Linked DNA regions of Mus musculus: all the other regions are linked to region 1. The links are chromatin loops, found by intact Hi-C in ENCODE. Cell type or tissue: heart. All regions are shown on one strand. Links, peaks and the distances in the headings refer to the core of each region. The heading gives the core; the rest is flanking DNA.

Evidence for each region. Peaks named below come from ENCODE experiments on the same cell type or tissue, not always from the same donor. Only the 100,000 strongest peaks of a DNase experiment are listed, where the experiment ranks them.
Region 2: it touches region 1 in a loop (6-fold over the local background); 3 of 42 quality-filtered maps call a loop at or near these places.
Region 3: a loop joins it to region 1, with 2.4 times the contacts of the local background. A loop is called at or near these places in 2 of 42 quality-filtered maps.

The regions. Positions count from the first base shown.
Region 1 is chr14:64,436,259-64,444,124 of GRCm38, reverse strand. Msra (methionine sulfoxide reductase A) reads left to right here and starts at 3,085. Exons shown (of 6, transcript NM_001253712.1): 1 at 3,085-3,415. The coding sequence starts at 3,280. In heart, for the core only: a CTCF peak has its summit at 3,130; a DNase peak (open chromatin) is centred at 3,454; H3K4me3 peaks cover 1,854 bases; H3K27ac peaks cover 2,183 bases.
Region 2 is chr14:63,856,412-63,864,277 of GRCm38, reverse strand. Pinx1 (PIN2/TERF1 interacting, telomerase inhibitor 1) reads right to left here and starts at 3,966. Exons shown (of 7, transcript NM_028228.3): 1 at 3,831-3,966; 2 at 1-62. The coding sequence starts at 3,849. In heart, for the core only: a CTCF peak has its summit at 3,329 (motif pointing left); DNase peaks (open chromatin) are centred at 3,257 and 3,977; H3K4me3 peaks cover 1,832 bases; H3K27ac peaks cover 1,768 bases.
Region 3 is chr14:64,345,804-64,353,669 of GRCm38, reverse strand. The region is part of intron 1 of Msra (methionine sulfoxide reductase A); the gene reads left to right. Among named protein-coding and RNA genes, the nearest start is that of Gm52131, 36 kb to the right of the region's middle. In heart, for the core only: no CTCF peak of the experiment used is centred there; a DNase peak (open chromatin) is centred at 3,429; H3K27ac peaks cover 1,346 bases.

The DNA of each region.
Region 1 (7,866 bases), core at 1,981-4,480:
TGGCTTCAAACTCACTGTATAGCTGAGGCCAGCCTTGCACTCTTGCCTCCTGTGATAGTTTGAATAGGTATGTTTCGTTCCCCGTAGAGTCATGTGTTTGAATGCTTGGTTCATGGGGAGTAGCACTACTAGGAGGTGTGGCCTTGGTGGAGTAAGTGTATCCTGTGAGAATGGGCTTTGAGGTCTCTTATGCTCAAGTATGGAATGCAGTCTCCTTCTGCTGCCTGTGGATCAAGATGTAGAACTCTCAGCTACCTCTCTAGCACCATGTCTGCCTGGATGCTGCCATGTTTCCTACCATGATGATCAATGACTAAACCTCTGAAATTGTAAGCCAGTCCCAGTTAAAATTTTCCTTTATAAGAGTTGCCTCAGGCACGGTGTCTCTTGACAGTAATAGAAACCCTAACTAAGGTACCTCCACTTCCCAAATACTGGGGTTACAGACTTGCACCATCATGCTAGTTTTTCCTGTTGTTGTGTGGTTCATTTGATTGTATGCTTGTTGAGATCAGAATTCAACACTTGATATCATTTCTCCATTCCTTGGATGTACTGTATTTATTGTGTTTATTGTATTTGTTTGTTTGTTTGTTTGTTTTTGAGATAGGGCCTCCTGGCTTGGAGCTCACCAAGTAAGCTAACTAAATTGGCTGGGTAGTAAGCCTCAGAAATCTTCCTGTTTCTGCCTCCCCAGTGCTTAGGTTATGAGTGTTAGGTCCAAAGTGGCACCCCAAAATGGCAGTGTTGATGACTGTCCTACAGAAGGACTTCGGCAAGGTAAGCAGTAGGATTGTTACCAGGTCAACAAGCTTAAAGGCAGGTTTCTGTTTACTAGAAAATCAGATCTAATGAAGGTCCCGTTTGCCAGGAACCACCTTTAATCTTTTCCCAAAGTCAACTACCTCAGGCAAAGGCTCCTAGTTCCCAATCAACCCAGGTAACCCAGATAAGACAGCTTGTTGTCACATAACACCTGCTTTTCTGCTGGTTTGTTTGGCTCTCTGCCCTGTGCCAAGACACCTTGGTTAGTTTGCTTGCCAATAAACCCTTCATTCTACCCATGGCATGGTCCAGTTTATGCTGCACCCTTATCTATAGCGAGTGTGCTGCCACGCCCAGAATTTTTGTGTAGGTTCTGGGTCTAGACTGAGGCCCAGAAGAATGAGCATGACTGAGCTCTCTTTTTAGCTCACTCACTATCGAAGAAGAGCCAGGGTCCTGCTTAGTGGAAGACCGTTTTCTTCTAGAGTGACATCCTTAGGAGAAATAATCTACTTTCTTGAACCTGCTGTGTTCTGAGATTCTTTGTTGTTGCCCAAGAGAATGTGAACACCGTATCTTGAAGGATATAAATTGTTAGAACTTGCCAGAAGCCTGAGTGTAATTAGGATGTAATTACAGCACGTGACAGTAAATATGGAGGCTGGCTCAGAAGGAAGTTGTTGGAGTCTAAAGGAAAAGCAATGCTTAGTCCTGAAAATAGCATAATTATTTTCTCTCCTCAAAAAACAAATCTCAGAGGTTTGATATGGTAGCCACAGCTTTAATCCCAGGATTTAGGAGGCAGAGGCAGGTGGGTCTTTGAATTCCATGCCACGGCTACAGAGAGAGACTTTGTAATCAACAAACAAGCCAGGAAACAACTCAGCCAACACAGCTAGTTTGTTAAATAAGGTTAAACTTGTATGAAGGAAACTTTAAAGAAATTGAGATGCTTCTTTCTTTCAAAATGCTTGCATGAGTATAGTACAACCATTAGGATCATTGAAAACATTTAAACAGTGTACACAGAACCCTCAAAATGTTTAAAGTGGGGCCAGAGAGATGGCTCAGCAGGTAAAAGTGCCTGCCACCAAGCTTGGTGTTTTGAGTTGGATTTCTAGGACCACAAGGCAGGAAAGAAACTTTAGTAAGAGACCCACTACTCTGAATAATAAAACTCTAAACAATGCTTTTACTTTATTTTTTTAAACTCATTTCCCCTTGGTAGGTAAGTAGAAATGTGTGTGTGTGTGTGTGTGTATATATATATATATATATATATCTTACATACTAAATATTATGGACTGTGGTTCTGGGATACCTAACATTACACAAGCAGTTTCCCTTAACATTACAAATTCTTCCGTTACACAGTATTTAGTTACGAAGTTTTTCTTGCATGACCCTTGTTCTGTCAACCACAAAACAGAAAAAGCAAGTCACTGTGTGTCAAAGGGCAGTAAATTACAAGTACAATTTTTTTTAACACATTTTTTTTTAGTGACCAGGCCCTCTTCAAGCCTGGACGGGACATCTTGGATCTTGGGATGGTTTCAGGCAAGGCCTCGTAGAAAGAACCTGCTTGGCATAATGTCACAGCAAAAGCAAGCCACAAGTAAACTGTTGAGAACAAGTTGGCCCAGGAGACTTTTACATTATAAGACAAACACCTTAATCTGTTTAACGTTGTGTGTCTGGCAACATTCTATGCAGTACACTAATCCTAGTCCTTATATTACAGTCCCACATGAACACAAAGTGGTAACTAAACCCACGGAGAAGCTTAGCTTCAAAGCTTCAAATCCCTGTGGGCGCTAATCCTCAGTTCCTTCCTTCATGTGAGACTACCCGCCCATTTTGGCAGTGTGTAAATCAAAAATCTCATACAGGACCTCTGAAATCACTCATCTGGTCCTAGCCACCTAAAGATTAAGGCTAGAGATTCAGTTTAGGAATATTCTCTCATAATTTCTGAAGTCCGTCTGGTCCAACTTCACCATTAACTTCATTCACATAAAGCGTTTAACAATGTATTTGTGCCTACATTGTTTACTTTATGGGCTGTGAGATGCGCTGAAGAATGTATTTATACATTTATACACGTACACACACTATATGTTTATATTTCATGTTGAGTACTTGATCCTTTGTGGTGTTGAGAATTGTGCTTTGGTTTCACTTTGGATCGATGTGACTTATCAAGATGGTTCCGATAGAAATAGACAAATTTCCTAGCTGTCCATCTAGCCATCCTCTTATAGGTCTGCCTTTCTTCTAGCTCGCTGCCTTTTTATGCACACACATTGATTTCCCTTTTCTACTTTGTGGTTGAGTGAGTACATCGCACCCGGAACCCTGGCTGCGGAGGTGGAGAAACGGCAGCAACTCTGACCTCCCGCGGTGGCGCCCAGCCAGCATCAATTTTGGCCCGCGCGGCTTCACGTACTCTGGGAACTTTGTCCCTCAGAGACAGCCAGGCCTGGAGGTCTGCCCCGCGAGACGGACACGCCGCCCATGCTCTCCGCCTCTAGAAGGGCTCTCCAGCTCCTCTCTAGCGCCAACCCGGTACGGAGGATGGGCGACTCAGCTTCGAAAGTCATCTCCGCAGAGGAAGCCTTGCCGGGACGCACCGAGCCGATCCCTGTAACAGGTAAGGTGGCACGGCTGCTGAGCATGCGCGTGGAGCCTGCGCACAGCGCCCTCCCGGAAGAAGACGTGCGGGACCGCGGGTGGGTCCCAGGTCGGAGTCTACGCGTGCGCAAAGAAGCAGCGAATCCCCCCCTCCCCCCAGTTCTCCCGCCCCCCAGCCCGGGAAGGGCGGGAGCTCAGCTGGGCAGTCTCCTGCCTGCGTGCTTCTCTTTGTTTGAGTCTCGCTCTGAAAGACTTTAGCGTTGGGATCGACCCAGCCCGTTTGCTGGTCTGCAGCTCCGTATTTGGGGCTAGTGGAGTCTGGTGGGAGCCCAGCCTTAGTCTTCCTTTTCACCTAGGCCTCTAGGAGCGTCTAGCGGTGCCAGTTCATGGAAGCGCTGGAGGCAGACCTAACAACGCTGGGAACTTAGGTTTTGAAGTGTAATTTTCGGCCAGAGCTGGTTGCAAGAACCCTCCCCAGTTTGTAGTTATTTCAAGGGCATGCTGGGTTGTCTCCCCCGTTTGCAGAAACTCCACGTGCTATGGATGAAGCCTCTAAGAGGTGTCTGTGTGTGCTCCCTTAAGCCCCAGGCGCACGTGAGAAGATCAGCTGATTACCTGTGTGACTCAGTTTTCTCCTTGCACCACTTAGGACCTAGGAGTTGAAATCGGATTGTAGTTCTTGTTGACCTTTTACCTTGTCAGCCCTATTGTAATGTTTCTAACCCCCCACTCTTGGGAGTATTCGTTCCTGAAAGGTTCTCACTGTTCCCAGTACAGAATCCAAGTTCATGTGCTTTCCACTTGGAAAGGGACCTGAATATTTTAGAAAGAGTGGGGACAAAGAGAATGACTTATTTGGTAAGTTAGCAAAACCAGAAGAAGGTGGCCAGGTAAACTGTTTTTTTTTTTTTTTTTTTTCAGGCTCCATTTATCTTCAGGCAGAGAGGGTTGAGGAGAGGGGTTTAGGGCAGGAGCTGACAAATTATAGGCCTCTAGGTATCTTTCTAGTTTGGAGTTAGGCGTCATAAACCTGGAGGCCAGCGATCCGTTGACCTGACCCGTAATCACAAGGCTACTGGATACTTCTGTGGACAGTGGAAATATCTTATCTTGATCTCTTCAGACTTGAAAGGGGAGAGGAGAGGCTAGGAGATTTTGCTAAGCCATTAACCTTGTGCTACTCAGTTCAAACAAACATTCCTTGAGTGCAAAGTAGAAATACAGTTGAATACAACATGGAGTTTTTGACGCTGAGTTTCCTTTGAACCATAAATACAGTGAAAGCCACAGACACGTCCCAGGGGTTATCTGCAGCAGAGATGGAGGGAGACTTCTGATAGGTTACACAGCTGCACAGCCTCCAAACTTAATGATTTTTTAAAAGTCAAGTATAAGAGGAGCATGGGTGTCATGTCGCCCAGTCACATGGCAGGCTGGAGGGTCTCTGGTAGGGAGGGATCTAAAGTAACTGAGAGAAGGGAAGCTAGAGGAGTTGCTTAGGGTTGCCTTTGGTTCCAGCAACACTGTGCCTCACTACGTCTTATAAGTTTTGGTGACCATGATGAATATGAAAGTCTTTATATTTCCTAGTTGGGAAGTTGTATCCTTCTCTATTGCAGCCTCTGCTCTCCTCATGTCTCTATATGATCTATTGAGTCTTGTTGTTATCTGTACCCCGTTCTCTCAAGAGCCCTGTGGCCAGTGGAGCCCCCTCTTAGGTGACAAGGCCCATCTGTTTAGTATTGCTTTGCCTAGTCCCAGCCATGCACTGTCATCAGATGCCTTTGGAGCTAAACCCGCCATCTCAGCTTCAGACTTTCCCTCTTTGCATTCTCTAAGATGGCTGTACCCTTTTATCAGCTGCAGCCTGGTGGCAGATTTACATTCTGCAAGAAGGCAAGATTCAAACCTTCAAGGCTTTTAAATTTTTCTTTCCTCTGGGCCACCTCGAATGGATGGAAACATGAGCAGGTTTGGGTGACTGGTTCCTGCTTACATGGTAGCACACAGTGGGCCTGGTAGAAGCACTATGTTCTAGAGTTTCTGATATAACCACTCTTCCCATGTTGTATGTATGAATGCATGCATATATGTTGCTTTTGATATAATTTTAATGTGCATCCCAGGTTGGTTTTGAACTCACTGTGTAACCCATGCTGGCTTTGAACTCTCAGTAGTTTTTGCTGCGGTCTCCTGAGTGCCAGGATTACCAGCATATAATTCCACCTGTGCTCTCTTCAGTTAAGAGTGGGGTGGGGGAGAATTGAGTATGGGAAATAATTGTAGTGTGAGGAAGGCCTTTGCATCCACAGCTAGAAAATCAAGAGACTGGTAACTAGATTAATTAAAAGTCTGTGTGGGGGCCGGAGAGATGGCTCAGTAATTAAGAGCACTTGCTGTTCTTTCAGTGAACCTGAGTTAAGTTCCCAGCACTTACATGGTGACTCACTTACAACTTCAGTTCCAAGGGATCTGACACCTTTTTCTGGCATCTTCTTGCACAGTGCAGAGACTTACATGTAGATAAAACACTCATACACATTAAATAATTAAAAAAAAAACCCACAAGCAAAATTAGAAAACAGCCTAGGGCACAGCAGCATGTACCAAAAGGCAAGGACTAGCTTCCCCGTTAGATTAGAAGCTTCTAGAATTTTGTAAGAAAAGTGCTGCAGAGATTACAAATCAGGCAGGGGTTTTGAACACTTTGTCCCCAAAGAAAGTATAGTTGATTTTTAAACATATAAAAATGTTCAAGTTCACTCAATGAGGAAATGCAAATACCAGTTTTCCTTTTTCAAACTGGCAAAAATCCAGAAACAATGATCCATTCTGTCGGGAAGAGAGAGAGAGAGAGAGAGAGAGAGAGGCAAGCATGCACTCTTGTGTGTTGTTAGATGGTGTCAGCCGGCTCCACTCTTATGGAAGGGAATTTGGCTGCATCTACCAAAAATTTAAATGCACATTTACCTTCGAACTCAGGAATTCAATTTCTGGGAATTTGCCTTCCAGATTTGCTCACACACACGCCAAATGAGGACTGCACCAGGCTGTTGGCTGGAGCTTCATCTGCAGCAGGGAGATTGGAAGCGTCACAGGTGCCCATCAACAGGGACTAGTTAAATGAATGATGGGTCAGCCTCAAGGGTGCAGCACGCAGGCAGAAAAGATGGGGCATCTCTAGGAACAGAGAGATTGCCAGGATGCAGGAGCTGCAAAGGCCAGGTCAGATCAGTGTGCTGACTCCTGCGTGGACAAGGTGCAAGCTAACAGTCTGTACGCTTGAGGAAGCTTGGGAGGGGCAGCCAAGAAAGGAAAGGCTGGATTTGGGCTGTGCCATGAGATGCGGATGGTTGGTTGTTTCGGCTTTACACTTTGTGTTGTTTTAAACAACTTGCTTTGTCTAATGTGGCTTTGTTGTTGAATTAAACAGCTACTTTGAAAATGGTCTCTGCTGTTTTTAGCCAACCAGCCACCTTTCTGTCATCCTTTGTCATACTTCAACTTGAAAAAAAAAATTGCTCTCTTTTTCTTGTCAAGTATATATATTCCCCCAACTTGCTTTTGTAATCAAAATCTACATTTTGGCGTGATTTAAAAAAAAAAAACCTCTAAATTTAGAGGGTGAAATTGGAATAAGTTAATCCAAGTCATTTTACATTTCATAAATATTCATTTTTATTGAAGCGTCGATTGTGGTGGCATGATTTATACAAAGGAAGGACCTTTGGGGACGGATTCCTTCCACTGTGGTGTAGAAGGCATTATGTGTTTCTTTTATGTGACTGGTGTACATAGATTTTTTAAAAAGAAAACGATAGGAAGCTGTTCTTCTTTTAAAAAAAAATTCCCTAGTGTGTGATTAATTTCTAAATTGTAGGACGCAGAACTGTTATTTTTCTTCTCGCATCCTGCCCAGAGCTCTTAGATTGTTTTACGCTCTCTTCCAGAACCTTCTGTTTCCCTGCCGCCCCCGCTGGGGAAAGGCATTTCCCACCTCCCACCTTCTGATCTTTACCTCCCTCCCCTGCCTCTTTTCCCACCAGGCCCCCACGGAGCCCATCTTCTGCCTGACAGGATTCAGTGTTCCACCTCTGCGGTCGCCCACGTGATCATATCCTTGTGGATTTCCACTCTGATCTTTTGATTTATTTCTTCATTAAATGCTTGCATAGGTAAAGTGTTGTATTTCCCACTCTTCCTTGTTTTACTTTCTTCAAAATTTGCCTGGCTTGAATTCCGTTCCTCCTGTAAACCAGCCCCTCCTCCCAAGGGCAGAAGTGACGGCTTTCATCTCCACTGGACAGACCCTTGTGAGCTACTTCAGACTCTTTCCCATCGACTCTCTCATTGCTACTTAGATGTTTGCCTCCCAGTTACCAAATCTGTGCCTTATCTTCCTATGCAGTAATGAGCTCCTGGAGAGAGAGGCTGTGTGCCACTCCTGGAGGGAGCCCTTTGCTCCCTGCT
Region 2 (7,866 bases), core at 2,138-4,637, 580 kb after region 1:
GGAATCATCGTTACTCCACGCGGTGTTTCTGGGATCCACAGTCCATTTCTGCTTCCGCCGCCCTACAAATAAAAAGGCATCCCATCAGCACCTAGTCTTGACCTGGAAGAACACATGTGAGTCAAGCACATGCTTCATACAACATGACACATTTAGTGTTCACGGGGCTTACAGACAGAACCTTTTCCCTGGTACTCTCAGTAACTATATATTCCTGACATAAAAACTAGCCTTGTTAAATTTAAAGTAAACTATTCCTTCTAAGAGACAAAGCAAAATACTTAATAGGCCACTATTTGAGCCTTCCCTATCCAGTCACTGGCAGTAACCAGAGCCTCTCAGTGAACACCTTCACAGCAGCAGGTGTAGTCACCATGACACTCACTGTTGCATGTTATAGGCCAAATGCTACACATATATTAAACTCAGCTTCCACAGTATCTCAATGAAGGGAAATATTCTTACCTTTTTGACATGAAAACCCAAGTCTGAGAACAGGCCCTGCATCGCCTAGACATGGTGGAGCTGTCCCTGATCGCAAAGGCATGGGTGAGTCAGCCCTGAGGGTGGGAGAGCTGTCCCAGCCCCTCATAGGCTGCAGCACTTAGGAGAAAGAGTCCCCACACCTTGACTGGGCAGCACACTCTGGGAGTGTGGGTGTGAGTGAGCCAGGCCTAGAGCTTGAGAGCAGAAGAGCTGACTCTGCCTCCTGGGGATAGTGGCACTGGATGGGCTAGCTGGAGCAGTGCTGGAGAGCTCGCCTGCTCTGGTGCTGTGGATACGTGAAAGTCAGGGGGCTGACCAGCTCAGCCACTACCCTGGCCTGGATTTGAGTTGGAGCTGCAGGATCTCCATGACACAGGACAACAGCAGGATAACCAGGAGTCCCAATGAGGATCTAATATTGATGGTGTCACAGAAGCCAGAGGTCTGGAACCAGACCACTGACTCACTGCAATAAACATTTGCAAGTGAAGATGTGTGGACAGCAGGACATACTGGGAATACACTGTGACACACTACAGCTTCAGTGATGATAGGTTGTCTATGTGTGGCTTGTATTGTTTGTATGTGTTTTATTTTTTGGGGGGGGAGAGGTTGTATGGCGAAGGAGGGGACAAGGAGATGAGTGGGACTGGGGTGCATGATGTGAAACTCACAAAGAATCAATAAAAAGTTGAAAAGAAAAGAAAAGAAAAAGCTGAGTCTAAGAGAACAAAATCTGCCTACTGTCCCCAAGTAAGGCCCCAAATCTTTTATACACATTTCAACACTTACTATTTAAGGTACTGGTAAGATGGAGACTCATGTAGCACCCAAGTTAACCTTAAATTTTAGCAGGCTGGAGCGATGGCTTAGCAGTTAAGAGCGCTGGCCGTTATTTCAGAGGACCAGGGTTCAATTCCCAGCACCCATATAGCAGCTCAAAACTGGCTATAATCCAGTTCCAGAGAATCTGACACCTCATACAGGCAAAACACCAATGCACATAAAATAAAAATCTTTTTTAAAATGTTTTTAATTTAAAAAATTGCTATATAGCTAAGGTACCTTCAAATTCTGATCCTACTGTCTCTATCTCCCAAGTCCTGGCATTATGAGTGTGCACCACCATGCCCAGATCAACTTACATTCTAAATTCACAATACACAAGTCATTATGGCCTTAGAAAGAATCAATTGAACATCATGGTTAACAGATGATACATCTCTGCTTATTCAACACCATCATGGATTCACTTAGCCTCCAGAACCATCTGTGGCACTTCACATACCACTTGCACTGTGCTGTTTATACCCATCTTCCCTCCCTTAAGTGTCATAATCAATCCTTCATCCTTACACCTCATTACAAGGAAGATAAAAAACACTCTGTCCATAGTGGCACCTGATAAGGATGCATGGATACATAAAGGAGTCTGGTAGGAGAGAAGTAAAGGAAGAAAGGAAAAAGGAATGAATAGCTGAAATAAGGGGAACGGCCCTGGGTTTCAGGTAAAGCTTTCTCCGAAATGAATATAAATAACTGGTCCCTAAGAACTCAAGCTTATCACTGTAGCTTTATTGTCTGCTATCTGAGACAGTCGGGCTCTGTAGCCTAGGGTGGCCTTGAACTGGTAACCATCCTCCACCACTTGGCAGGGATCACAGGCATGAGCCATCACATCTGGCTTCACTATTACAAATTTGAGGAAAAACTATGACCCACTAGGTCAATAGAACATGAATCTGAACCTAAAGGTGAGGCCAAGTAAGAAATCCGGAGATTGAATGTCATTACTGCTAACCCATGGCATTCATTGAAGCACACTAACATCAATGGCCTCAAAACTGAAAAAGATCACAACATCTACTCAAAAGAGCTCACTGTGTTGCACGTAAAATCAGTAGGGATCCTTATCTATAAACACCCCAGCAAAACCAAGAAACACTATAAGCATGCAGGCCGGGGGTGGGGGAGGGCACCACAAAGCAAACTGAGTTGTGGATTCAAATTTGCAGTGCTATACCTGGGGAGGGAAAGCTGATCCAAAAACTTGTTCCATAGATACCAGCTCAACAACCTGGTATATAATATACTCAGCACAACACTGTCTTGCTCATGAGCACAGCAAAGACAGCCATATTAACCAGTGCTCTGCATGTGTGTGTCAGACCCATGTGTGGAGAATGCCTGCCAAGGGTTGCTGACCAAGGTTTGTAAGGAGCCCGCCTCTCCCCTAAGAAAGGCATCCCTGTCACATACTGACCCAAGATGCACTGCCCTGCTGCATAAAGAACTGGCTGTCAGGTCACTTGTTCATCCTGTATACCACTGACATTCCAAACTAGATTCATCCAGTTACCTCACTAAAATCTTTAAAGCCTGGGTGAGGCAGAGACTAGTTCATTTTCATGGAAGTAGAGACCAGGTGAACTGCCAGGAAGAGGGATCTACCTAGAAAGAGCAGTTTCCAGTCTATAACCTATTGAGCTGCCTTCAGGAAAAGCAGTGTGCTCCACTAAAACATGCTTTGTTCTAAAACGCCACAGTGACTTTTTTTGTTTGTTTGTTTTGTTTTTTCGAGACAGGGTTTCTCTGTGTAGCCCTGGCTATCCTGGAACTCACTCTGTAGACCAGACTGGCCTCGAACTCAGAAATTCGCCTGCCTCTGCCTCCCGAGGGCTGGGGTTAAAGGAGTTCGCCACCACTGCCCGATAGACACGATGGCATCTTTTAAAAAAGAAAATAATATGTTTATGTTCTTTGATAGCTACACAACTTCCAGGAAAAGTTAAAAGCCAGTTCTTTGTGAGCATCACACGACTGCCAACTGGTGGCAAGAATCCATAGCTACACGTAGTCTCATTCAGGAACAAAGTAGCTTCTGGGGAGGGAATTAGTGGACTTCAGAGGCTAACCACAGCTACTATCTCTCAGTCTCGATTAAAACCATTCATCAGCCTGCACTCCGGTCAAGAACTTATCACTGCCTGACACTTGTAATCCTTCTGCTTTTTTCCTCTGGGTCCAATACATTTTGGACAGTTGGAATTCAGGGCCTGAAGCGATGCTATGGGACCTATCTTTGTGAAACCCCAGGACACTTGGTTCGAGCCTGGAAAAGTGAAAGAATCTCCAGGAACAACAGTCTGAGACTCGGTGTCCTGAATGTCGGAATGCACGCGTGCGCGCACGACCCGAGCCTTTAGTACCAGGAACTGAGTCTGCGGGACGTTGCTGTTCTCTGTCCCTCGCGGGCCCGGCAGTCACTGCTGTCCCCACTCGGGCCTGAACACCCGCGCCCCCGTCATCCCATCACCCGGTCGTCCAGCTCGGCAGACACTCACGCTCTGCTAGCATCGACATTGTCTCAAGTTTGTCGAACGCTGCCTCTGGCCTGACGCCCAGCGGTTATGAGGAACCTGAAGCGCGGTTAAGGAAGAAGCCGGCTCGGAAAGCACGCCGGGTGGAGAGCTTCGCTGGGGCGCGTACTACTGACGTCACCACGCGCGACTCGCTACCAACTGCATGAAGCGGAGGGGCGGACCCGCCTTGGGGGACTGAGGCACAGATTCTTTCTAGGGCTGGGGCAGAGCTGGTTCGTGCGCAGTTCGCAGTTTAACTCTGAAAGCGGGTGTGCAAGCAACCTTAGAGTTGTCCGGGGTTCTGTGAACCATGGGTACATTTAAAGAGCTGGAGAGACGGCCGAAGAGGAAGGTATTGGCACTGGAAGGGACCTATGCTCTTCACACTCTACCTCTGCCCATTGTGGGATGCTGAGAGAGGAGGGAGGGAGGGAGAGAAGGCAGAAACAGCCACCTAGCTGGCAAAGTCAAATGAAACACCGTGGTTTTGTGCTTAACGGCCGGCCGAGAAATGTTAACTCTTTCGTGGTCTTCGCTGTGACAGACTTAAATCCCAGAGGCCTTTCCCAGTTCCATCGCTCTCCCTGGCATTTTTGCTCAATGCGTCCTGTCACATTCTGTTCCCTCTTTTTGCTGTCCTGTCTCCTCCAAAGGTGTGACCTCAGCTATCTCCCACGCTGTTTATTTGCCCTTTTTTCCTCTAGCCTCTCCCTTCAACGTCCCTTTCTTTGTCAAGGCTTCGACTTCCAAATAGACCTTAGCTTTTCTCAAATCTTCTTTGTTTAGCCATGCCTTCAGCACCGGCCAGTGCCCTTACCTTCCAAAGGCTCTTCTTCCCTCGTTTTGTCTTTCCTTAGGAAGGTCACATCCATTTTTCATCAGACCTAACAAGATACCATGTAGACCCCCGATGCACTCAGGGCAACTCTTCTATGATGCAGTGTGCTGGTGAAATAGGGCTGTGCTGGAGGACCTGAGAATCAGGCATGACTGTCACGTTTACCTACCTGTAAGATGAGGACATTGATAGCCCCCAGCCAAGAATGATTGTGTACTTGACCACCAATTATTAACAAGAAAGAAGAGGCAGTAAATGTGACCGTGTGGCAATGGGGCTGGGTCTGACCAAATCACCTACTTAGGATATCTGGGCTTTGCCCCAAATCCTTTCCCTTTCCCTGGGCCAGGGTTCCTGTTCTAGATAACCAAGCCCAAGCCCAGGTAAACGGTGAGCTTTAAAGAAGGAGGGCACACAGGAGCATTTCCTCACATTCAGTGAGGACACCAGCTTTGATGTATGACCCCTCACTCCTCTCTAAAAGATCTTTACAGGACAAGGCAGATTCACCAAAGAGTAGAATTCCTGGTGAGTGTCCCTGGATCACAGCATCAGCTACCTTTGAAAGTCTTTGTCCTTTGTTTGTTTGAAAACATCTTTGGGGAGCATCGTAAACTTCTATTGTCCATTAACCCCAGTTTAAGAAGAATTGGAGGAGCAAGTGTGGAGAGGACAGAAAGGAAAGTATGCAATCCACGCAGCCCTGGAGTCTGAAGCAAGTTTATTAGGGCACTGTATGGAACCTGTTTCTATCCTGGCTTTGCCTAGAGCAGAAACTAGTCTTGGTGATTAAAAAAAAAAAAAGTAAGCTAGTAAATTATTTAATCATTGTAGAAATAAAAGGCAACCGGAAAAGTTCCTGAGACTGTCAGTGTGAAGTTTAGCATGCATTATGTAAAAAATATTCTGTAGCTGTGAGAGTGAAACTCCTGCTCTCTGCTAAATCCTCAGTGATTCTCCGGGAAGAGAGCAGGTTGACATGATTCATTTGTGCCTTCTACCGTCATTCCTCTTTCATTATTAATATTGGCTAATGGGGCTCGGAATTCAGCCATGTGTAGCCTGAACCTGACTGAGCAAGGGGTCGCCGTATCCTTTCCTAGAGCTAGCCATGGTGTGCTGTTCCCAGGAAGAAAGACTGTGCTGAGTGGAATTCCCGAGTGGAATTCCCGATTCAAGGTGACTTTTTTGAAACATCAGAGGTAAAAAGTAAAAGTTGTCACAGCTCAAAACAGAAAAAGAAAGATGGGCAAAGGGAGAGGGAGGTTAGAAACGGGAATGGCTCAATCGATGCTTGTCTTGTCGTCAGAAAATATGCTCATGCTTGCTTCTTTACTACACAGAATGGCCAGGGGCTGATAAGAGGTCAGTAACCTCCTAGGGATGGGGTGCATGGCAGCAGTTGGCCCTGGTAGCTTCGGGGATTGTTAGCAATAGTCCCTCCCACAACTGGCAGGGACATGGAAGCTCAGAGAGAAGAGCAGACCCACTATAAGGAGACTAACTCATGGGCTGAAACCTTCACCCCCAAGGAGATGGGATGAGGAAGTGGTGCCTTTAAGGGTGTGTGTGCATGATCATGACCAAGGAGCCTCAGGATGGGATTGGTGCTTTTCAGAGAGAGAGAGAGAGAGAGAGAGAGAGAGAGAGAGAGAGAGAGAGAATGAGAAGCCAGATGTCCTCTTCTCTCATATGCTCTAAGAATGCAGCAGCATGACAGCCTCTGGTAACCAGGAATCAGCCCTCATAGAAACCAAATCTGGCAGCCATTCGACCTTGGACTCAGCCTCCAGGACCTTGAAGGATAATTTTCTGTTATTTATAAGCCACTTTAAGTATTTCGTTACAACAGCTCAAATGGACTAAGACAGGCAAATTACACATTGGCACAGAGCAACAATCTTCAGTTCCAGACCCGTCTTTCCAAAGCACAATAACTGAGGACAATATCTCCTGTCATTTCCTTGGATGCAGATATTTAGGAGGGTGAATGCACTCACACTTGGAGGAGGAATCTTAGTTAACAAACACCAGTACAAGCCTCACACATCTTTTTTCAGAACCCAGCCTCTCTTTAAACAGCTGAAAATACTGTGAGTCAAAAATTGCCACCAGCGCAGAAGAATTTTAGAAAAGTGTTTCAGAGGAAATCCCTGTGATTTTTCCGGTGCATACATCTTCAGATTTGCCCTTCATAGGACTAATATGTATTTTATATTATTGACAACTGATTCATTTCTAAATTATTGACTTGAAACATAAAACAATTTAGTCGTCAGCCCCCCACCCCACCCCGGGCTAGGATCACATATTTTTTAAGAGAGAAGATGGGTGAGAGATTCAAAAGCAAAGGCAGGCTGCTGCTTTTAGTGTTTCTCCTGGGAAAGATGGATAGGGTATGTGGGAAGGGGAACATAGAAAGACATGAGGATAGGACTGGAGCTGGCTCAGTAGTTAAGAACAATCCTTGCTCCTGCAGAAGACCCGGTTTCAATTCCCTGCACTCACGTAAGGCAGCTCACAATTGCCTGCAACTCAGCTCCAGAGAATCCAGCACCCTCTCCTGACTTATGCACTCCATTTCACATCTCAGTCCAAATAACTAAAAGTAATCAAAAATGAAGCTTTTTAAAAAGGTTATATGTGTAGAAAGTTGTGGGTACCTAGGAAAATAGGACATCAAGGGATATGGACCAATTGTTGAGACTTGTGTACCGCTCTGAGTCGTGGACAGCTGAGTCTGATCAAAGTACTCTTTCTGCACCTTTCTCCCTATCCCTTGCTCCCTCTCCCTCTTCTCCTAGGAAAGGAAGACACCCTGACTTTGATGTGAATTTCTCTCAAATCATGTGCTTTCACCTTTCCCCCAGACTGCACGGCTTGAAATGAACCATGTTCAGATATGCAAGGGAAAGTAGAGGATTACGTCCATAATTCCTGTTACTGCTGTCTGTTTGCTGCAGATGTTTAAAAGCAGTTGCAGTCCCATAGACACATCTCTCCTCCCCCCTGCCCTGCTTCCTTGCTAGCTCCACCCACCTTCAGTCCACCTTCCAGCAAAAGACATAAAAATGGAGTATGATTATATCCCATTTTGTGTTTTGCCCTACATCACAATAGAATGCTAGATTAGGGGTTAGGGGATAGCTCAGAGGGTAAAGTATTTGCTTTGCAAGTATG
Region 3 (7,866 bases), core at 2,138-4,637, 91 kb after region 1:
TTAAAATGATGTGCATGTATGTATCTGTGTATGTACATGTGAGTTTTGGTACACAATGAGGCCAGAAGAGGGCGTCAGACCTTCATTAGTGAATTTAGCTGTCAAAGGCTGACAACATAAGAGGTACATTTTGACATAATTGTGTGTGTGTGTGTGTGTGTCCTTGTTTGGGTTGAGGATTACATATCATTATCCCTACTATATGTCCAGGATGAGAATCTGAGAGTCTCATGGTATCTTGTGTTCCCTCAGCATAGCCATTCACATCAGCAGACCTTGAGGGGCCACTGAAGTCCTGCCCTCTCAGCCAGGACCTGCTGCCTGGCCAGGTGTCTACTTGAATCTCTGAGGCAGCTAAGCCCCTTAGACCTCAATCCTGAATTGAGATCCTCAATCAGGAGCATCTAAATCAGCGGTTCCCCACCTGCGGGTCAAGACCCCTTTGGGTGTCAAATGACCCTTTCACAGGGGTTGCATATCAGATATCCTGCATATTGGATCATTTACATTGCAATACATAACAGTGGCAAAATTATAATTATGAAGTAGTAAAGAAAATAATTCTATGCCTGGCTGGTCATTACAACACGAAAAACTGCATTGAAGGGTCAAAGCATTAGGAACCACTGATCTGAACGGATGCCCACCCAGGGTGCCGGTTCTCTCTTAGTTCTCTGCTAATCCCATGTCAGTGTGTTCCCAGGGTGGAGACACACCCAGACATGACTAGCCAACTTGTGAGCAGAGGAAAGACCATGTAAGTCAGCCTCGCATTAGCTAGAGAAAAGTGGGCAACCATGCCTCTGGGTTACACAAAAATCTTTCCCTCTCCCCCTTCTTCCCAGTACTGCTCTCCCCTACTCACCTCTCCACCCTATTCCAGCACTGCCCATTCCCAACCTCTCTCCCAACCAGCAATTAAATTGTTTTGTTTGGAAAGAAGTGTACTGGAAAACATAGCTGGCCAGGTAAGCTTAGACATGAAGATTGGTGTCCAGAGGCACTGGGGACAGCCTCAGCCATTTCTATTGTGCTGCAAATCATGGGGAGACCAATCAAATCATCATCTCCAGTATAAAATATTCAGTGTACAAGGTTATTAACATATAAAAGACTTATGGGCAAATCACTTTTAAGTATGACAAGGTCTCTAAATGTTCTTGGGCTGAGCAGAGGGGGGAAAGGGATTTGGAGGGGTTGTTTATCAGCAGTGCCATGAGGTAAGCTTACTTCTTCCCTTAAATCTGGCTGAATATGCATGTGTGTGCGCGGCATGATAATGACAGTCAAGCCAGCCAGGGAGATTAGCTGGGCTTTTGCTTCAGTGATTCCAGCATGCTAATTCAAAGGACAGGAGGAGGCAGGGGAGGTTGAGCACCATCTCCCCTGTACTCTAGCCTCTGTGCTGTGCCTTATGTGTGTGTTAGGACAGCCGCACTGGGATCCCCTCATAGTGTTCAAAGACTTGTGCTCAAAGCCGGTCCTCTTGTTCTAATTGTGTGATGAACAATGAGAAGACACCATGCAACTCAGTGAGTAATTGCAGTTTCCCACGCAGCCACCCACTCCTCCAAGGGTAAGAACAGTGTAGGTGCCCTACGGAGGACCCCTGAGTGTCCTGCTGCTGTCTAAGGTGAGGTGGCCACACAGGCGTATCGGTGGCCAGGGCTGTGAGCACGTGGGACTGCTGCCCTTCTTAATGGGTACTGTGGATTCTAGACCCTGGCAGTCTGGGTTAGAGTCTTATCTCTGTAGCTTAGATTTATGACTCTGGATATGGCCTTTGTGGTCCTTGTACTTCAGTTTTCCTACCTACAAGAAATGTCTATTGGGTTTGGTGGCCTGCCTGTGATCATCAAGCCTAGAAGCTGGCTAACAAGACTTGCCATATCCACGAGCTCTTGGTTGATTAAGACTCTGCCTCAATGAATAAGGTAGAGGGTGAATAATTCGCAGCACCAACCTTGAGCTTCCACATGGATATGCACACATGTACATGTGGACCTACACAGCGCATGTATGCACACATATATACCATGAATGTGCACACACACGCACAGCACACGCACACAGGAAAATGGAAGGAATCAGCCAATATTTTTATCATGAGCTTGTGCTTTAAAGTCAAGATGACAGCCTTGAGGCATGGTTAGGAGGCTCAAATGCATGCAAACTACTGTTACTTTACCTACAGTCCCTGTTCTGTAAATCTGCTTTGATTTCCAAGCTTGGCAATAACGAAGAGCATTGTTTACTTTGTTCCTAGTCTTCTACTTCATGGGATGATGTCCACAGCCAGCTCAGATGTCCTCGTGTAGGTCTTTACATCCACGTGCATTACCCTTGCACTTTCATGATGAATGTGCCAGTGGGACAGACACCACAGTTATTTAAACCAATATTTTTTTTATTCTTGAGAATTTCATATGTTTATACAATGACATATAATCATATCCACTCTCATTTTTCTCTTCCAGTCTCCCCAGCCCTTATCCTCCATAATACATCTGCCTCCATGCTGCCTTCTTCCTCTTCCTCTTCCTCCTTCTTGGTAACCCACTAAATCCATTAGTACTGCCCATCTATATGTGGGTGTGTGGCCCCACAATGAAGCATAGGAAATCTGCCAGTGGCCACACCCTCCAAAAGGTCACACCCTTTCTCTATTCCAGCAGCCTTTCCCTGGCCCACTATTCCGATCATGCCCCATCTGCTCCAGGCAGTACCTTCAGGGCTATCATTGTCTCAATTCATAGTTGAGTGATGCTGTCTTTTGGGCATGACAGAGGCTCACTGCAGTAACCGGGGAGAATCTTACTGTATGATTGTTGGAAGGTAGGAAAGAGAGAGGCAACATCAATTAAATACTTAATCTGTGTTTTAACCCTTGTGAGGGGTCGGAGGAGACTGGTTCATTTGTTGTAGTGGCGAATTAGTTCAACTGCTTTGGCTCCCAGTGGGTCACCCAAATGCTGCACCCGCCCAAAAGCTCTCTGGATTTGTGAATGAAAAACACACAAATGCACGCATGCACAAATGCACTCATGCATGCACACACACATGCAAGTACACCAGCTAATTTTAATATTGCCTTGACTAGCTCAATGACTGGGTACTTCTAAACCTCCCTGAAGCTAGCACATAACTCTGGTATTCCTGAATTAACATCTTTTAAAATCTATATTTCATCTCTGCTACCCTAGACACAATTGAGGGATTGGCCCCTAGGGCTACTTTCCTGGATTCCTGCTCCCCTATCATGGCGATTCTCTCTGTCACAGAGCCAGGAAGGGTTTCAGCTGAAATTTGAAACTACTCTTTTAAAATCTTGGATCAGTGCCTACCACTTTCTGGTCTTGAGGCTTACACAGTACACTCTCCACCCAACCAGGAGACTCTCACACTCCCTGAAAGTGACAAACAGCTGGGGTTTTGCCAGAATAAATCATTTGGATGGAAGACAATGACATCTTGGCTATGCCAAGTATGTAGCAACCCACCTAGCACATTGTTTCCAGTCTGAGGTAATGCTTACTGATGTCAGAGCATGTGCTCATGATAAGAATGTTGAGGAATTGCCTGTTCTTAATCTCTCTGTGATAGGTACAGGTCTTTAGAGGTGGCGTCTAAAAAGGGAATGTTCTAAGTACTTTGGCATTTATGTAATTTTTCTCATCCCTGTCTCTCTCAGTGGCTAGAGATAGGTATATCTTTTAAGTATTCAAATGGAGACTGATGTATAAACCTAGTCGGGAACTTGGGAGATGGATCGGTGGGTAAGAACACCCGTGGTACATGCAGGAGGACCTTAGTTTGAGCCCCCAGGACCCATAGAAAAATAGCTGATCATGGCCATTCCATTCATAACTATATCTTTAGTGTTAAGGGGTGGAGATAGGCCAATCCCAGGAACTCATTGGCCCTCCAGTCCAGCTGAAAAGGGACACTTCAGTGGGAGAGCCTGTCTGAAGAGAATAAGGCAGAGGGTGATAGGCACCAATATCTTTCTCTGTGCTTTGCTTTGCATGCATGAACATTGGATGTGTGCATCCCCACACATGTACAAACACACACACACACACACACACACACACACACACACACACACACTACCACCACCACCATACCACCACCACCACCACCAATCTCATACAATAAACAAAATCCTAGTAAGACTTCAAATTGCTTTTGTTTTGTCGGTGGTAAAACGCAGACTCTGGCTGTGCTTGGGAACTGACTTGTTCTTTCATTTTTCAAATGAGCCTAACTGACCAACCAGTGAATTCATCCAGCAGGCAACTGGCAACTCCATCATTGCTGCAGAATGTGAGGCTGTCTCAGCCAGGGGCCTTGGCAGCTGTGATGAGACCCTGTATGTGTACTTTCTGATCTTGCCTAGTTCTGTTTCTCATGGTATTGCTGCTTGCATCTATCACCATTTGCTTATTTTATTTGAGTTTTTACAATGTATATTTGTGTGTGTGTGGGGGGGGGGCTCTTAAAGAGCCTACAGGTGTGTCTTTTTTAACCAGGTAAAGGCCAGGCAGAGATCTATCCTCACCATCCCTGCGCAGCATCCTGAAAGAGATGCTAGCAAGCACAATAAGGCAAGAAAGGGAATGAAACACAAAGGAATGAGGCACACACTGTCAGTATTTACAAGAGGCATGGTTATGTCTTAGTCCATGAAGGCTGCAAGAGCAGGCTGTCAGAGGTGCCTTAGAGAGAACTGAAAGGTAGTCCTCACCCTAAGTCCAGAATTGGGTACCATCTGATGGTGTCTGGGGAGATTCCTATTTCAGTCCATAGATGGCTGTCCTTTCATGTGTCCTCACGTGATTAAAGGGGCAGGTAGAACTATGAGGTAGTAGTTGTTGTTGTTGGGCTTTGTTGTTGTTGTTTTAAAGGAAGGGGAACATTGGACTGGTCAGTTTCATATCACTATGACCACATCTCTGACAGAACAACTTCAGGAAGGAAAGGCTCATTTTGTCTCATGATTTCAGAGGTGCTTCAGTCTACCATGGGGGAGGTAGGGCAGAGCACTCCATACTCAGCAGCAGGAGCATGAGGTGGCAGATTGCTCCCATGGCAACCCCCCTCCCATCCCCTCACCTCACAGCTATTTTCCTATACCTGTAACACTCTGCTAAAGGTGGGGGGCGGGAGCAAGTGCATGCACTGCCGCCTTCAATGAAGTATTTAGCCTCTTTGTGCTGTTGACCATTCCCCTGCCTGTCTGTCCTTATCTCTCTGAACTCCCAAACCCTAGAAAAACTGTGAAGGCTAACATTTTAAGAGTGTTAGCTCCATCTTAGACATTACATTAGGAAAATAACCCTTTAAGACAATTGAACACCTCCTCATGCTGCCTTGCATTTGTATCAGGGCCCTTAACAGATGTCCCCCTCTTCTAGTTGCTGTGAGAGGAAAAGGACTTTCTGTCTTTGCTGATGAGATACTAAGTAATGAACAAATTATTATTAGTGAATAGAACTGTAGGAAGGAATATACTTTTAAAGCTATCAACACCGCGGTTGCCCGGCCATCAAATTGCTGCACATTTGACAGCCTGGGCAGACACTGCAAACTACCAATACAGAAGCACCAGCTAATTACACAAGATGAGACTCTTGGAAAAGGCAAAATCATCAGCTCAACCATGTGAGAACACTGAGAATCATCTCTAAAGTGCCTCTGCAGTTTGTCTAGCTGGTGGTGGCGCGGGCCGAAGAGTCCGTCATTCTAACAGCTGCACAGTCCTGTTACCCACTGCTTGGATTTGCAATGCGGATCTATTGTGTAGACCTATGGAGGCCCTTCTTACGCAGTGTTATGGCTGCTCCTGTATTTCCCATCAAGAAAGAGGACACATTATCTCAGGTTCAAAGAATCCGAATTAAGAAATGGAAACAGAGGAACTTAAATTGTAAGACAGGGAATGTATAGTGTCACATGCAATTATAGGGAAAACAAAAATAATAGATAATGTCTGATAAATATCTTCCCAGTGGACAAGGGATACTCCACTGTGTTTGGGGTTTGAGGAATGAAAGTGCAGCAGAGGTGTGTTACCCTGTGTGGGGACAAAGACAGTGTGGGGGTTGGGCAGTAGAGCAGGAGTGTGTGTGTCACCCTGCTCAGGAGATGATGCTAGCTGATAAAGGAGTTCATGGCTTCTACAACCACCAAGCAGCACCTTGGAGAGGACCAGGAAGAGCTGATTGAGGTTGGAGGGACTTCCCTGAAGGGCATGGTTGTGAGACTTCTTTCTGGTGCTAATTCTGGAGGTCGGGCTGAAGATTCCAGCTATGGTAGCTGGAGAGATGAGGAAGGGAGGTGATGGATAAGATAAGGTGGACACTGGCTAGAGAACAGAGTATTAACTAAGGGCAGAGATGGGGAACTGTGCTGGTGGACAGCCAGTTGATGTAGAAGATGGACTTGAACTCAGGCTAAAGGTGGTGGGGGAATGGATCAACATGGAATGAGATGTGGAAACCAGAGATCAGTTCTCAAACAGAGGCCAAAGTTGTAGGAAAAATAGTCACTAAGCTGCAAGAGGCAGAGAACCTGTAGCTCACTTCCTCTTCCACAGATCTTTTCTTCATTTGTTGGTGTCTTAGTGTTCTGTTGCTGTGAAGAGACACCATGACCAAGACACCTCTTATAAAAGAAAGCATTTCACTGGGGCTGGCTTACAGTTTCAGAGGTTTAGTCCGTTATCATCATGGCAGGAAGCATGGTGGTGTGCAAGCAGACATTGTGCCGGAAAAGTAGCTAAGAGCTATCCATCTGGATCCACAGGCAGCAGGGAGAGAGACACTGGGCCTGGCCTGGGCTTCTGAACCCTCAAAGTGTACCCCTAGTGATACCCTTCCTCTAATACCACATCTCCTAATCTTTTAAAATAATGCTAGCCCCTGTTGACTAAGCATTGATATATATAATATATTTAAGTATATATGAGCTTATGGGGACTATTCTTATTTAAACCACCACAATTGGGCTCTACCTGTCAAGGACCTGTAGGTGTCGTTAGGAGTAGAGCATTTGCCAGGTATATGCAAGGCCCTAGGTTCAACTCCAACCTCTAGCACCAAAAATAAATGCTAAATCTTTATAAAAATAAGCCTGTGACATGCCAGGCTACAGTGCTGAAGAAAAAGCTGAGAGGATCTTGGGGAAGTTATATTGGTAAGTAGGGTGACTTACCAGTGCTACACCAGCTAGAAATGGCCACAGACAAGACGGGAAAAGTGAGATGACCTTCAAGCTGGGTCTTGAAGAATCTGAAAGGTGAAAGGTCAGGGGGTGGGACAGAAAGAAACTTCCAGATGGAAAGTGATAGCCAGTTTGGGGGGTTGCTTTTTTCTTTCCACAGCCATCGCTGTGAGCCTCTCTGCTCATAGTCTCTCAGTACGGCATGTTTTATTTTAAATCTTAATACTTCTGCTTACAATATGTGGTTCTTAAGCTCTTCAGAGAATAGACAGCTACATGGCAGGATGCCTCTGAGCCGGAGGCTGTGTGCCTGCCTGGGGTCTTTGTTCTTTGCTGTGTGAGTCCAAAGGTAGCCTCAGCAACATCACATAACCCAATCCTTGTGAAGTCAAGAGACTGTGATGGCAAAGAAGCTGAGGGGGTCAACTGAATATCAGGACACAGCCCAGACTCATGATGCTGCATGGTCCAGCTGGAGGTCATGTTAGCGCCTGATTCACTCTGTGCTGACAGGGGCCTTGTCTCTCTTTGAACCCCTGACCTTGAAAACTCAGTTTCCTTGGAATGCCTCCATCAAATGCCCCCAAAACTGAGACTTCAGCTGCTCTTCAGTCTCTCCCCACTACCCACAAGCGTATGCTG